Regions from separate parts of the Homo sapiens genome. Here region 2 is linked to region 1. Evidence: chromatin loops called from intact Hi-C (ENCODE). Cell type or tissue: heart left ventricle. All regions are shown on one strand. Each heading gives the region's core, and the rest is flanking DNA. Links, peaks and the distances in the headings are about the cores only. Region 1 overlaps TIMMDC1 (translocase of inner mitochondrial membrane domain containing 1). Region 2 has its middle 24 kb from the start of POPDC2.

Region 1 (8,341 bases), core at 1-8,000:
CTCAGCTCACTGCACCTCCGCCTCCCAGGTTCAAGCAATTATCCGGCCTCAGCCTCCTGAGTAGCTGGGACTACAGGTGCGTGCTGCCACGCCTGACTAATTTTTTTTTGTATTTTTAGTAGAGACGGGGTTTCACCATGTTGGCCAGGATGGTCTTGATCTCCTGACCTCGTGATCCGCCTGCCTTGGCTTCCCAAAGTGCTGGGACTTCTTGTCTTTGGAATTCCAGTGCCTAGTAGAGTGCCACACACATAGGTGTCTGGAAAATGTCCATTTTCTCAGTTCTTTAGAATACATTTTTGGATGAAAGATCAGGAGTGGCTGATGAAAGAAGAGATTTCTAAGATATTTTACCCTATGAATTTACACTTTGGGTGTTAGACATATGCTGCCCTCAATCTCTATGATTAAATGAAGAGGAACTGCTAGTTCTATGGTCCGAAATAAGGCCATAATCACTATGAAGGGGTACCAACCCTTCTTTGAGTAGAAATCATGTACACTGATCAAATAAAATCGGAAGATCAACATCTGCTGATTTTCCCAGGCTTTAGCACCAAAAAAACCCAAAGCTCAGTGAATTCTTTAGAGAGTATGTGCTGTTAACAACTTATCCCAAGGGTAGGATAAAGAGGTCTGGTGGGCTCAAGGATGTTTCTAATACCAACTATCCAGTGTTACCCCTTTAATTCAGGGGCTCTCATCCTCAACATTATTGGCATTTTGGGCAAGATAATTCTTTGTTTTGGAGTGCTGTTCTGTGCACTGTAGGATGTTTAGCAGCTTCCTTAGCCTCTACTCACTACATGCCAGTAGCACCCCTTGCCCGTTGCGACAATCAAAAATATCCCCAAGCATTGCCAAATGTCCCCTTGGCAAAGAGGTAAAGAGGGAGCATTGTAAATCACCCCTGGTATAAGAACAACTGCTCCAGTTCTAAGCCAGTCTGAAGCCTTGCTAAAGTAAATATTAACATATGGGCACAATTCAAGGGAAACTTACTTATCATTTTTATTGTTTGTTCTTGTCTCCAAGGCTTTGCCCCAAGATGCAGAGAGAGAAGGAGGAATGAGAGATTGAGAAGGGAAAGTGTACGCCCTGTATAACAGTGTCCGCAGAAGCAAGGGGCTGAAAAGATCTGAAGGTAGCCTCCGTCATCTCTTCTGGGATACATGGATCGTGGGGATCATGAGGCATTCTTCCCTTAACAAATTTAAGCTGTTTTACCCACTACCTCACCTTCTTAAAAACCTCTTTCAGATTAAGCTGAACAGTTACAAGATGGCTGGCATCCCTCTCCTTTCTCCCCATATGCAATTTGCTTAATGTAACCTCTTCTTTTGCCATGTTTCCATTCTGCCATCTTGAATTGTCTTGTCAGCCAATTCATTATCTATTAAACACTAATTTGAGTTCATCTTGAATATTCCTGTGGTAACTTCTTATTCTGATCATTCATTTTTCCCTCTATCTCTCAGTATTGATGGACATGGGTTGGGGTCACTTTGTATTAACACGGTAACATTTTCATTGGTTTCTCTGCCTCTTACTAACAGACTCATCCTACTGACGAATCATGGAGCCAAATTTCACAAAGAATTACTCTGTCATGTCATTTTCCCACTCAAAAACTCAGAAGAGACCCCACTGCCTACAGAAAAAGCTTCAAAGCTTTTTAACTTTCCACATTCCAGCTGATCTCTTCAGTCTAAATACCCTTGAGTTCTGTCAATTGTTCCTCACATGGCATGGTTTCCAGTGCCTCACATGAATGGGGTAAACGGAACCCAAGACTTTAGATTTGGTCTTAATGACTCTACATACAATGAGATAATTATTATCTGGGGTCTGGAATGTCCATCCTGTTAAGAGAGCCTAACACAGCACTAGCTTTAGTGAGTCACAAATCCCCAGGTATTTTCATGCAAGAGAAACTTACATGGGACATTAGAATCCAAGAGACTGATATCAGGTCCCAGGTAGTTATAAGCCTCCCTAAACAGTTCAGCTTTGACTTGTGAAGGTTAGAGTAACACCAGTATAGGAATTAGTCTACAAAATTATCTTTAAAAATAAAGGAAAGCAAGAATTGTCCTGGGCAGGAGGGGGAAATATAAAGAAAAATGAAAAATAATACCTGACGCTTATACAACAGGTTGTTTTGCAAAAACACTATTTCATCTTAGTCTTATAAAAATCTCTATGAGCAAGATCTATTTCCATGTTATGGGAGAGAAACCAGAGGCTCCCAGAGGTTAAGAGATTTGCTTGAGGTACGGTCATACAGATGAAGAATAAAACCAAGATTCAAACTGGACATCAAGTTCAGGCTCCTTTCCCTACAACCTGGCAGCCTACACATATTTTCCCCCAAGGCAGTGTCTCAACTTCCTATCCTGTTTTTTCATTTCCACTGAATGCTTGCTCACTCCTCAGAATGTCTTTTCCAGGATGTTGCTCTGGCTCAGTTCTGTCATTATCTACAATTTTCTTGACTTTCTATCTAAAAAGTCTTCTGCTCAGTCTGCTGATACTTCAAAATGAAGCCGTGTACCCAATCTTCTACACAAGGCCTTCTGTGGTCATCTTGTCTAGCTCAAGCAGTTCCACCTCTATAGCACATCTCATACCACCAGCATAGGTTGATTTTCATGTACCACATCTTCCTTCTATCCTTTACTGGACTGTATGTAGGTTTATTGAGAAAAGCAACCATGCCTGAGAGCCCCACACATAGAAGAGTGGCTTGATCAAGCATTTGGTCGTTTGGTAATAGCTGGTAATAACTAAACATTTGCCTGATCGATATTTCATGTGACAAAAATTGCCAGAGTAGTTTTAAGTTCTCTCATAATTCAGCTTTCCCTTCATATTCTTCAGCTATCAAGGTTACTGTGTACAAGCTGGGAATACCCTTGATCTTGAGATTAAAATGTAAATTAAGAGATTAAAATTAAGATCTTATATTTAAAATATATATATATACATATATAATTAAATTATATATACATATATACATATATAATTTAAAAATTATATATGTATAATTTAATATATAAATAAATTTAAGATGTTTTCCTCCTTTGCCAATATAGGGTTTGATGTAATCATTTCTTTGTTTTCTCAGGTCCCACCTCCATTTGCAATTGACCTCTTCTGGGAACTTCCTCAGATGGACAAGATTACCCCACCTTGCCCTTTACGTATCTGCTCTTAGGTGCTTCTTCACTTCAGTTGCTTTGCAGGAAGTGTCTAGAGGAATATGGTGGGCACAGAAGTAGCTCTGGTGACCTTGATCAAGGTGTTTTGAAATGCAGAATTCTTGAGTTCTGGAAGGGACTTTAGAGAATACCAGTGTTATTAATGACAAAGGCACTGAGGCCCAGGGAGGTGACCCGAATTATAAAGGCCAGCGCCAGAACCCAGATTTCCTAACTCTGGTGCTCTTTCCCTTTATCAGTTTGACTGTGGCCTGTTAACTGGTATATACATATATATGTCAGGCAAAGTGCTGCTGGAAGTAGAATTTGTCCAATAACAGGTCAACTTCAGAGACTATCTGATTTCCTAATGTCAGAGTAGAAGATTTTATGCTGCTGTTTACAAAAGCCCAATGTAATGCATAGGAAGTATGGCATGAACATCTTTAGGAGACTAATGGAAATATTATTGGTGTTTACCCAGTATTCCATTTTTTTCATTGTGTTCTCTATTGCTGCTCTCTCACTCCCCCATGAGGTACAGCAGAAAGGAGAACTATCCAAAACTAATTTCCTCTGACATGTAAGACGAATGATTTAGGTACGTCAAAGCAGTAGTCAAGGAGGAAAGGGATAGTCCAAAGACTTAACTGGTTCATATTGGACTGATAATCTCTTTAAATGGCTTTATGCTAGTTTGACCTCATTTGTAAAATATTTATGAGAAAGTTCTCATTTAAAATGAGATCGTTGTTTACAGTGTATGTACTAAGCAGTAAGCTATCTTCAAATGTCTAAGGTAGTAACTTTCCATAGGGCCTCCTTAGATCCCTAAGATGGCTTTTTCTCCTTGGTATTTCTGGGTCTTTCTGACATCAGCAGAGAACTGGAAAGACATAGCCAACTGCTGTTCATGTTACTCATGACTCCTTTCTCTAAAACTGCCTTCCACAATTCACTAGACCAGAAGTGGACGCAACTTAAGCTGGGATAATCACATTATCATCTGAAAATCTGGAGTTGAACAGCAAAAGAAGACAACATTTCTCAAATGCACATCTCATGGCAGCTAAGCCACATGGCTGGGATTTAAAGCCTTTAGAGCCAGCCCATGGCTTTAGCTACCTCACTATGCTGCTTCACAAACCTTGCTCCTGTGTAAAACTATATTCTCAGTGTAGGGCAGAGAGGTCTAACACCAACATAAGGTACTAGCAGTGTTTCCCGTATTGACAGGAATACTTAACTCAATAATTCTTTTCTTTTCCATTTAGTAACAGTTGTGATGACTATGTTTCTATTCTAAGTAATTCCTGTATTCTACAGCAGATACTTTGTCAGCAATACTAAGGGAAGAAACAAAGTTGAACCGTTTCTTTAATAATGCTGATCTACTTTTTGTTGAATTTGTATTTTATTTCAAGTGTCAAAGAAATCATCTTTGTTTATTTAGATGAAACCAAACACTACACATTTACACTCACACTGCTTCCAGGACCCAAGGGTTTCACAGACCATTTGCCTACCTGGTTCTTTCCTCTCCTCTTTCCAGTGATTTCTAGAATACCCTTTCAAAGGACCACATGAATATACGAACTGTAAAATTCAACTTTAATCTTTTGCGAAATGTTTTATTTACTGCTTAAAATCTAGGTGGGTGGATATATTCATGTATGCATATATTGATAGATTAATACAAACATAAGTATGTATTTAAATTTAAGGATAAGTAAAGTGAGAGTACAACAGCCCCATTCTTAGTTAAAAAGAAAAGAAAAAGACAAGAGCAAGCCACTGCCACCACAGGTACCAGCACTTAAATTTGTCAGCAGGCTGACCAAAGAGTGGCCTGTCTGTTGGCATTCATCGGACATGGCAGCTCCCTTCAGCTCTCCAGTGAGTTTCAAGTTCAGAGCACTTTCAGTCCTTGTCTTGTTTATCTATTACTGAAGGGTTTCTAGGAAGGTTTAGCAGTGCTTCAATTTTCTTAGCATCATTCTCAGGTTCATCTTCCTGTAAACTACTTTCAATTTTCTCAGGGAGGTGCTCAGTAACTTGTAGTCTGCCTTTCCTGTAATCAGATAAAAAGGATAAATCAAATACTGCTCCATTTCTTTAGTTCTTACAGATTTAAAACAAAAAGGATAGCATTTGTCTTTTCCTCCCTGCTTTGGTATAGCAATTTAGAAGCAAATACTGCTCCCTGAACTTCAAATACAGTAACTTTCTTCTCTCTCCTAACCTCACAAGCCAATTATGATTTCCACATTACCATAATGGATACCGTTGTGGTGACAGCTCTGATCCATAAGATATTCCTAGTATGCTGGGTCCTAGAGTTCTCACAGGAGTGATGTGTGGGAACTGACACACTTTGTGCTAAGGTGTGAAGGCTTGAAGTCTCGCTGTCCTCTTGCTCCCAGGGCTGGGGGAATGTAAGTACCCTGCCACTCTTAAACTCTGTGACCAGACCTTTTAGGAACTGGTCAAAGGCTATAACAATGGTAATCCAAGGTAGAGAAAAGTCAGATAGAACAAAACTATAGATTTATATTTATGAAGAGTTAAAAACTAATTTCCAAATAATAGATCAGTTCTGTTTCTAAATCAAGTATTAGTGTCTTCCTTAAGTGATTATCGGGATTAAAGTTTCTTCTCAACTCTTCACAGATTTGGTCATTTGTTCTTCTATATCTCTATAGTCAGTTTTCTACATTTTCTGCTCATTGAGGCAATTTTTTTGACTCTCAATTTGTTTGATTTTCCTGTATTATTTTCAAGCGAAGAAGTAGGCACATACAAGACACTTAAACGTTTATTAACTCTCCTTAGAAATATCTCACACACACACACACACACACACACACACACAAACACCCATACGTGTATATGCTATACAATTTTGACACTTTCATTCTGCCAAAGTATTCTTTCATTACTATGATTCAAGTTGTTTTTATCCATCTGTCTTAAAATTGATACTAATAATTGTACATATTTATGAAGTACAAAGTGATATTTTTGTACATATACAATGTGTAATGATCAAATCAGGGTAATTAGCATATGCATCACCTCAAACATTTATCATTTCATACTGCTGGGACCATTCAAATATCCTCTCTTCCAGCTACTTGAAAATATACAATAAATTATTAACTATAGTCATCCTACAGTGCCACAGAACACTAGAATTTATGCCTCCGATCTAGTTATAATTTTGTATTCATTAATCAATCCCTTAAATCTCCTCTTCTTATGCCTTTCCCTGTCCCCTCCTCAGCCTCCAGTAACCATAATTCTACTCTTTACTTCTATGAGCCCATTTTTTAGCTCCCACATGAGCAACAGAACATGCAGTATTTATCTTTCTGTGTATGACTTATTTTACATAACAATGTCCTCCAGGCTCATCCATGTTCCCACAAATGACAGGATTACATTCTTTATTATGGCTGAATAGTATTCTATGGTGGATATATACCACATTTTCTTTATCCATCCATCTGTTGATGGACACTGACGTTGATTCCATACCTTGGCTATTAATAGTGCTACAATAAGCATGGGGGCGCAGATAACTCTTTGATATGCTGGTTTCTTTTCCTTTGGATAAATACCTAGTAGGGAAGATTGCTGGATCTTACAGTAGTTCTATTTTTAGTTTTCTGAGGAACTTCCATACTGTTTCTATAAAGGCTGTAATAATTTGCATTCCTACCAAAAGTATATGAGTTCCCTTTTCTTTCTACATCCTTGCCAAAATTTATTTTTTGTCTTTCTGATAATAGACATTCTAATTGGGATAAATATCACTCCAATTTCCCAAACTGTCCCCAAACCACATTTCATTGTGGTTTTGATTTGCATTTCCCTGATTAGTTATGTTGAATACTTTTTCATATACTTGTTAGCACTTGTAGGTATTTTTTGAGAAATACAAGTTTCCCCCCAAGCTCCCCCGCCCACTTTTTTTTTTTTAAAGAGACAGGGACTCACTTTGTTGCCCAGGCTGGAGTGCAGTAGCACAATCATGGCTCACTGCTGCCTTGAATTACTGGGCTCAAGGGATCCTTCAGCCTCAGTCTCCCAAGTAACTGGGGCTATAGGCATGCACTACTGTGCCTAATTTTCTTTTGTCTCATGCTGTCACTCAGGCTGGAGTGCAGTGGCACCATCTTGGTTCATTGCAACCTCCACCTCCCAGGCTCAAACAATCCTCCTGCCTCAGCCTCCCACGCAGTTGGGATTACAGGTGTGCACCATGACAATTTTTGTATTTTTAGTAGAAATGGGGTTTCACCATGTCGGTCAGGCTGGTCTCGAACTCCTGACCTCAAGTGATCCGCCTGCCTCGGCCTCCCAAAGTCCTGGAATTACAAGTGTGAGCCACCGTGCCTGGCCTCCAATGCCCTTTATTTCTTTTTCTTGCCTAACTGCTCTGGCTAGGATTTCTAATACTATGTTGAACAAGACTGGTAAGAGTGGGCATTCCTATTTCATTCCAGTTCTTTGAGGGAAAAGCTTTTCACTTTTCCCTGTTCAGTATGATATTAGCTGTGAGTTTGACATATATGGCCTTTACTGTACTGAGAAATAGTCCTTCTACCCCTAACTTTTTGGGAGGTGTTACCATGAAGGGGTGTTCAATTTTACCAAATGCTTTTTCTCATTTACTGAGATGATCATATGGTTTTTTTCCTTCCTTCTGTTTATATGATGTAACACATTTATTGATTTGTGTATGCTGCACCATCCTTGCATCCCTAGGATAAATCCCACTTGTTCATGATGTATAATCTTTTTGATGTACTCTTGGATTTGGTTTGCTGGTATTTTGTTAAGGATTGTTTTGTAGAATACATTGGCCTGTAGGTTTTGTTGTTGTTGTTGTTTAATGAGCCTTTGTCTGTTTGTTGTTGTATAAGGGTAATGCTAGCCTTGTAGAATGAGTTTGGAAGAACTCTCTCATCTTCAATATTTCGGAACAGTTTGAGAATTGGTCTTAATTCTTCTTTAACTGTTTGGCAGAATTTAGCAATGAAGCCATGTGGTCCTGGACATTTCTTTGTTGGGAGACTTTTTATTACCAGTTCAATCTTGTTACTTGTTATTGGTCTGTTCAAGTTTTCTATTACTTC
Region 2 (8,341 bases), core at 207-8,206, 110 kb before region 1:
CTATTGAAATGATTATCCTATCCCTACTAGTGTTCAGCTTATCCTTTGTGACAAATCAAATTTTCCTATAGATGTAGGTCTGTTTCTGAATTTTCTGTTGTCTGATGGTTCTATTTTTCTACCCTTTGGCAGTACCATCTGGTTGTAATTATTGTAGCTTTACAGTAAGTTTTGATATCTGGTAGTCTTCAAACTTTCTTCTTCAGCTCCATTATAATCTTATGGGACCACCATATGTGGTCCATTGTTTACCAAAATGTCATTATATGGTGCATGCCTGTATATTCTGAATTCGACTCACAATCTCTACTGCCACCGCTAATTTCAAGCCACCACTACTTCATTCTAAATTAACTTCAATGGACTTACAACCAGTCCTTCTGCCTCATAACCTACACACAGTAAAGAGGTCATTTAAACATATACAAGATCTTATCACTCTCTGGCTCAAAATTTGAAATGACTTCCTATCCCACTTAGAATAAAATCCAGACTTCTTACCATGTGATATTAGTCAGGATTGACTTATTATTACTTAAAAGCACAAAGTTTTATTTCTCTCTTACTCAAAATCTGAGTCTCCATGACTCATAATGGGCACTCCAGCCTGGGCAACAGAGCAAGACTCCATCTTAAAAAAAAAAAAAGTACACTATACATTGTAAATTGAGATTCAACATAACCTGGATGTGGTGCCACTCCCCAACCTGGAGGATCACCAAGGCAGGGCTGTCATTACACACCTGTGGTGTATAGCAGTGGTTTCTCAAGATGAGGACCTCTTTTAATCCCTTTTCCCCACCAAAGAATCAGACCTTACGTAGTGGAAGTTGTGCTTTTATTATCTAATGGTGTATGTAAGGCAAAAGACATTTGGATTTCAATAGGATTTTTAGATAAATTTATAGGTTTTAAAAATTAGCCACAACAGTCTCTTTATATGTTTGAAAAATAGCATTACATATATGTATAAAGCAAAAACCCGTGAGAGATCCTGGGGAGAAGAATTGCCTGGAGGGGGAAATTGAGTCCATCTCCAATGTTCAGCACCTCTTCTCTTTCTATTTTTGACCCCCTGGTTTCCTGTAGACATCCACACAAATCTTGAGGTAGAAGTGAAAACAATGCTGTCAGCAGTTTCACGTCTGTCACCATTGAATTCATGCCCTGACATGTGCCTCCTACTCAGAAAGTTATCTGGTGATTATATCACTTCTGTGATATCATCCTTCCTGAAAGTGTCCTTACCCAGCACATGACCACCAACTGTCACATGATTGCATCACTGCCACAGGGGAGCCCAGGACACAGCACACAAATCGGATTAGTCCAGCCTGTAAACTAAGCCTTTGCTTAATAGCCTGGAATTGCCCTCCACCCCTCAGCCCTCAGGCCTGAAATCCTATTCAGCCCTCAAACCTAGTACACATGTCCTCTCCCTACGCACACTCTCCTGGCCTTCACCTCGCCCTCAGCATTGAACAATCCCCTTCAGGACTCGCAGAGCCCTCTGGGATCGCCCCCCTCAGCTCTCATCCCTCGCTAGGCACTTGAGGGCTGGGGAAGTCTTACTTATTGCTGTGGCCCCAGCACCCCACACAAGGCCACATGTGTGACATTTAGTTGGTAATTCTTTTTTTTTTTTTTTTTTTTTTGAGACGGAGTCTCGCTCTGTCGCCCAGGCTGGAGTGCAGTGGCACGGTCTTGGCTCACTCTGCCTCCCGGGTTCACACCATTCTCCCGCGTCAGCGTCTCGAGTAGCTGGGACTACAAGGCGCCCGCCACTACGCCCGACTAATTTTTTGTATTTTTAGTAGAGACAGGATTTCACCATGTTAGCCAGGATGTAGTTGGTAATTCTTAAATGTTGGTTAAACTCAGCTGTTACCTGCTAGTAGGACAATTCATGTGCCCCATTCTGGCAAGGGTAAGGTTAACACTTGTGGTTTTAGAGACTTCTAGTTCCACTTTCCAGTTTACTTTTGCTTCTCTCCCTATTCAAACCAGCAGGAAAAGAGAGTAGTAGTTCAGGAGTTGTTGCCAAAATCCAGAGCCTTATCGGGGGAATACACAGGAAGGGACAGACCTCAGATGCATTTTAAGATATTGAGAGACAGAGTCTGAGTATAAATCATATACTGGGGGAAGGAGGCAAATGGCTTAAAATACTTTTTTTTTTTTTTTTAGCACTGTGATGTTCTGAGTCAAAGATGACTCAGGCTTCAAGCCTGGATGATTGGATCATGGTGGCAGCTATTACCGTAAAAAGAGGAGGAACAACTTTGGGGAAGATGTTGATTTGCTTTTGGATGGATTGAGTTTAGACTGTTGTCAGGACACTAAGTGGACACATAATGCAAACAGTTGCTTTCATAGATGAGGGTGAATGCTAAGGATCAGAGAGGATTCCAAGGCCTTCCTGGGGCCTAGGAAGACTCAGGCACTGGGATACTCTCATCACCCCCATACTCTTCTTAAGGGGAAGAAACCTACCTCCTCTGAGATGGTGGGGCAGAGGGGAGTTGTGATGGTCATCCCAGGGCTTGGGGTGTGCCCAAGAGTGAGATCAGAGATGTGTTTGAGGCTGTGGGGAGCAGCGTATGTCACTTTCAGAATGTCAGACTTGGGACCACTCAACAAGGAGATCAAGGGCTGGGTGAGAATTCAGCAATTATGGAAGATTTATGTTTCAATATAATATCCTTTTTCCTATAGAGATTTAAAACTTTTAAAATGTAATATTGACACATAAAATTTTAAAACAAGATGAGTATGTGAAGGCCATTCCTGACACTTATGAAAAGACATTAAGCTCTCCTTTAAAGTTAAGCCTCTCTGTGCCTGACCTTCTCTCCCTGCCTTTGTCTATGCCACTAAGATTACTGCCTTTAGTTCAATTCAAGGAGCTTTTATTGCATGCTTACAATGAATTATAGTGTTTTGGGGACACAGCGAAAGAGAAAATATAGCCCCTGCTTTTAAAGACCTTACAATCTCATCATAGAGGCCTGACATACATGCAGTAAGCTATTAACCACCATTGCAAGGCAGCATAGTTACTGACTGATAGAACATACGGGTGACCAGTTTCCCTGGGGAAGATAGAACTGGAAGTGGACCCTGAATCATTGGTAGAATATAAAAGTGGGGGTGGGTGGGAAGGAGAAGGAGCAAAAAGGCATGGAGGTGACATTGACCATAGTATGTTTTAGGGGAATGCTGGCTTCAGCACACTGGGGAAAATGGCAGATAATTTTTGTTAGGCAGAGTAGGGCCAGACTGAGGAGCCCTATTTAGCTAATACGTCTTAGTTGCAAGTGCTAAGAACCAACGTGAGCAGGCTAAACTGTATAACATGGTGGTTAGAGCTCAGATTCTGAAGTCAGATGGCCTTGGTGTGAATCCTGATTTTATCTATTGCTGACTGTAGTGGACAAGTTACTTAATTTCTTTGTCCCTGTTTCCTCATATGTAAAATGAAGTAATACATGGATTCACTGGGAGGATTAAATAAGATAATTTGTGTAAGCTAATTGGAACTTTACTTGGCACATAGTAAATGTTCAGGAAGTTTTATCTTTTTTGTTGATAATGTTGACAATGTTGATAATTATGATGACAAAGCAAAGGAGAATTTATAAGGACACAGGGGTGTCTTATGGAATTCAAAGTCAGAAATGCCACTAGATTTTAATATGGGACTAGATCAGAAAGCCATCAGGGAAAGCAGGAAGCTGTCAGGGACCCAGTCACCATCTTCTGTTTCTGTTTCTCTTAGGAGAACTGCAACATGTTTCTGTTTTCCAACAGAGCAGTCTTCCCTGTTTCTCTGTTCTCATGGTGGAATATGTTTGCCCTCAGCTCCTGAGTTCACATGGAACAATTCCAACAACCAGAAGACAAGTACGGCTGCCTCTTAGTCATAATTTCAGACTTTCAGGAAGGAAATCTACCTTGTCCAGATTCAGTCAGCTGTCTACTTCTGGTCCATTAAGCTGGGTCTGAGGACAGGGTCATGCAGTACAATTGGGGCTGCCCATCTTCTAGATGGGGGTCAGTTCTTAGAGAAAGGGATGACTCTTAAGTTCAAAAGATATCTCAAGCTCTTTCCCTTTCGTGTGCCACTGAAGATTCTGGTGTCACCATGGGCCGCTGCCCCACCCAGTGTTACCATTATTGTAAGAACAACACAAAGCCTCTCTTCTGGCGAGGTGTTGCTGATGCCGAGATTCCCATCTTTGACCTGGGGTGGAAGAAGGTAAAAGTGGATGAGTTTCCACTCTGTGGCCACATGGTGTCAGATGAATATGAGCAGCTCTCCTCTGAAGCCCTGGAGGCTGCCTGAATTTGTGCCAATAAGTACATGATGAAAAGTTGCGGCGAGGATGGCTTTCATATCCAAGTGCGGCTCCACCCCTTCCACGTTATGCACATCAACAAGACGTCCTGTGCTGGGCTGACAGGCTCCAAACAGGTATATGAGGTGCCTTTGAAAAGCCCCAGGGCACTGTGGCCAGGGTTCACATTGGTCACGTCATCGTGTCCATCGGCACCAAGCTGCAGAACAAGGAGCATGTGATTGAGGCCCTGCACAGGGCCAAGGCCAAGTTCCCTGGCCACCAGAAGATCCACATCTCAAAGAAGTGGGGCATTACCAAGTTCAATGTGAAGACATGGTGGCTGAGAAACGGCTCATTCCAGATGACTGCGGGGTCAAGTACATCCCCAGTCGTGGCCCTCTGGACAAGTGGTGGGCCCTGCACTCATGAGGGCTTCCACTGTGCTGCCCCTCCTAAGGCCCAACAATAAATCCTACTTTCTGTCCACCTGAAAAAAAAAAAGACACCTCAAACTGACTAGGAATCTACTACAGCAGTGGTCCCCAACATTTTTGGCACCAGGGACTGGTTTTGTGGAAGACAATTTTTCCACAGACCAGTACAGTGCTGGGACAGTGGTGAGGGGGATGATTTTCAGGATGAAACTGTTCCACCTCACATCATCAGGCGTTAGTTAGGTTCTCATAAGGAGAGCACAGTCTGGATCCCTTGCATGCACGGTTCACAATAGGGTTCACACTCCTGGAATCCAGTGCCACAGCTGACCTGACAGGAGATGGAGCTCAGGTTTAATGTTCACTCACCCAGGGGTTGAGGACTCCTGTACTAGAGCACTCTAGCCTTCTGACCTGAGGAATATGATTTTTAAGGCAATGGTATTCATTTAGGAATTCCAACGTCTGGTAAACGACCACTGAGGTCTCAGGATATGAGTGAGAAAATGAGTGTATTCTATACTTTAGGCTCTATTGAGGATAATGTTAAGGAAAATTCCACTCCAAATTTGTCTCTGAAATAGATCTTTGTGGTCCAAGAGTGAAGATAAGTTATGCATATGTAGCAGAATATCATTTTGATATATTCACCAATGTAAATTTTTCCAAGAATTGTCTGTGACCCTGTGACTCTATCCTTTTTGGGCAATAGGTCATGAAAGATCTGCTGCCTCAAGGAAGATCGACAGAGCAGAAGCAAAAACAAAAGGGTCAAGGCAGATTTGTGGCTTTAGCTGTTTTTAAAAATGATGTAGAATAATATCTGATCGAGAAAGACAATAAAGATTAGAGTAGCAATTATCACACTAGAGACTGGAAAACCAAAGTTGGTTCCTCAAAAAGATCAATGAAATTGCCAAATCTTTATCTAGACTTACCAAGAAAAAAAGAGAGAAGACTTAAATTACTAAAATCAGGAATAAGAGAGGAGGCATCATTACTGACCTTATAGAAATAAAAAGAATTATAAGAGAATACTGCAAACAATTGTGTACCAACAAATTAGATAAATAAAATGGACAGCTCTTAGAAAGGTACAAATTACTGAAATAGATTCAAGAGAAAAAGAAAATCTGAATATATCTATAACAAGTGAAGAGATTAAATTAGTGAAAAACTACTCGCAAAGAAAAGCCAACACTGAGATGGCTTCAGTGGTTAATTCTGCCAATAATTAAGCCTTAGAAGTGAAAATACTTCCTGGGACCATTTATTTATTCATTTTCTAACAAATATTCGAGAACCTACTGTGTGCTAGGGACTTGGAGTACAACAGCAGACAAGACAAAGTCCCTGTTGGTCAAGGGCTTGATTTGTCATGAGATTTGTAATCAAGGCACAGTTTTGTGAGCTGCTGGCAAGGGAAACTATTGTGAACTCACAGAGTCCACATAGGACTTTATGGAACGCTGGGTTTGTGTGCCAAACAACTGTTTATCTGACTGCAGTCACCTCCATCCATGCTTCCATCTCCTCTCCTCTCCCCTGTCCTTCTACTCCCACCTTTTTCTCGCTCTATTGAAGCAGCCAGCCCTGCTATTCAGAAGTGGGTACGCATGTCCTCTTTGCTGTTAACCACTCTGCAGTTGCTAGAGAATCTCACACCTGTAGGACACAGGAGTAGAAGGTCTTTCCTACGTCTATTCTCAAAGTGTGGATCATCAGACCTCGAAAGAGGCTAGGAAGTCATCTTCTCCCTTATCAACCCATCCCAGTCTCTCTCTGACATCTTGTGCTCCAGATGTTGGGGACAGCATTCCAAAATGCTGCTGGAGTTGGGCTCTCTCCTACCTGTCACCAAGCTGTGCAGTGGGAACCAAGCTCCCATAGCCTCTAGTGTAGAGGAACCTTCAACAACATTCATCTGAAAATCTAGTGATGGTTAATACAGGCATGTCCCCTGGGGTCTGAATATTTTCATTTCTTTTTTTTTTCTTTTCTTTTCTTTTTTTTTTTTTCCTTCGAGACGGAGTTTTGCTCTTGTTGCCCAGGCTGGAGTGCAATGGCACAGTCTTGTCTCACTGCAACCTCCACCTCCCAGGTTCAAGCAATTCTCCTGCCTCAGCCTCCCAAGTAGCTAGGATTACAGGTGCCCGCCACCATGCCTGGCTAATTTTTGTATTTTTAGTAGACAAGGTTTCACCATGTTGGCCAGGCTGGTCTCAAACTCCAGACCTCAGGTGATCCACCCGCCTCAGTCTCCCAAAGTACTGGGATTACAGGCGTGAGCCACCGCACCTGGCTGGGTCTGAATATTTTCTGTAAGAAACACTAGCATCCCTCTCAAAGGCCCTATGACCTTTTTTTCATCCTTCACAACTTTCTTCCTTAGCCAACTGAGGTTTGTCTGGGTTCACAGTCAGCTGCACTACACAAGCTCGGCTGGAATGCCCGGCTCTGGGAATTGACAGCTGGCTCACCTGGCTGCAAGGCCAGTTTCCTGGGCATGCGACCTGTACACCTGGGCACAGGGCTCCACTCAGGCCCCACACTTGGTTTCATGCTCTGCTGTCACCATCTTGAAATTCTCAACTTTTTAAATAAGGAGCCTGCATTTTTATTTTGCACTGAACCCTGTAAATTATGTATCCAGTCCCACAGGGTTGCATTGTGGACCTTTAGGGGCTACTTCTGTGTCATGTTTCTGAGTCTGGTTAGAGTGGTGATTAATCACCTGGCTCTGGGGCGGACAGCTGGCATTTGAATCCTGGCTCCTTTACTTACTAGACCTGTGATCTTGAAGGTTCCTCAGCCTCTTGATTTCTTTATCTATAAAGTGGGATAATAATAGCATGTATCTCATAGGCTTGCTGAGAGGATAAAATATGTTAATACATATGAAACACTCAGAATGGTGCCTGGAACATAGTAAAAAGCTGTGCAATGTTGGATGTTTTTGTTGCGTGCCTATTCCAAGGTCACATTGTTCTGTATCTTACGGCAGTGTATCTTGCACTTGGTGGTGAATCTGCCTGTTGAATTTAATTAGTTCTGTAATAGTCTCTGTTCATGAAAAGACTGCAGCAGAGTGAGCAAAGTGGGTGTGGAAGGGAGACCCAAGTTCTGCTTTTGTTCTGCCATGGAGCAGAGTTCCGTGTTAGCTCTCCCTTTCCCTGACCCCACAGACATCCCATCTACTTAAAGCCATGTTTCCCAAAGTGTGGGCCACGTGCCCCTGGACAGGATGATTTTAGGTACCACATAGACCCAGCATTAAACAACATTCCATCTCATAGACAGTTATGCATTTTTTTATATCCTTTCCATCCAGTGATTACATATAGAAAAATGTTTCCATTCAGTGTTAATAATTTTTTTTTTTTGAGACAGAGTTTTGCTCTTGTTTCCCAGGCTGGAGTGCAGTGGCTCGATCTCGGCTCACTGCAACCTCCACCCCTCCGGGTTCAAGCGATTCTCCTGCCTCAACCTCCCGAGTAGCTGGGATTACAGGCGCCTGCCACCACGCTCGGCTAATGTTTTGTATTTTTAGTAGAGACAGGGTTTCAC

What was found. A loop is a pair of places that touch in the nucleus more often than their neighbours do. Peaks named below come from ENCODE experiments on the same cell type or tissue, not always from the same donor. Only the 100,000 strongest peaks of a DNase experiment are listed, where the experiment ranks them.
Region 2: it touches region 1 in a loop (2.0-fold over the local background); 2 of 110 quality-filtered maps call a loop at or near these places.

Annotation. Positions count from the first base shown.
Region 1 is chr3:119,520,536-119,528,876 of GRCh38, reverse strand. TIMMDC1 (translocase of inner mitochondrial membrane domain containing 1) reads right to left here. Exons shown (of 7, transcript NM_016589.4): 7 at 3,787-5,271. The coding sequence ends at 5,121. CD80 (CD80 molecule) reads left to right here. Exons shown (of 7, transcript NM_005191.4): 6 at 1,036-1,144; 7 at 3,128-4,584. The coding sequence ends at 1,106. Among named protein-coding and RNA genes, the nearest start is that of TIMMDC1, 26 kb to the right of the region's middle. In heart left ventricle, for the core only: a CTCF peak has its summit at 3,732; no DNase peak of the experiment used is centred there; H3K27ac peaks cover 432 bases.
Region 2 is chr3:119,631,954-119,640,294 of GRCh38, reverse strand. It overlaps the pseudogene RPL10P7. Among named protein-coding and RNA genes, the nearest start is that of POPDC2, 24 kb to the left of the region's middle. RefSeq lists an enhancer at 986-1,495. In heart left ventricle, for the core only: a CTCF peak has its summit at 4,297; DNase peaks (open chromatin) are centred at 1,384 and 1,726; H3K4me3 peaks cover 470 bases; H3K27ac peaks cover 4,558 bases.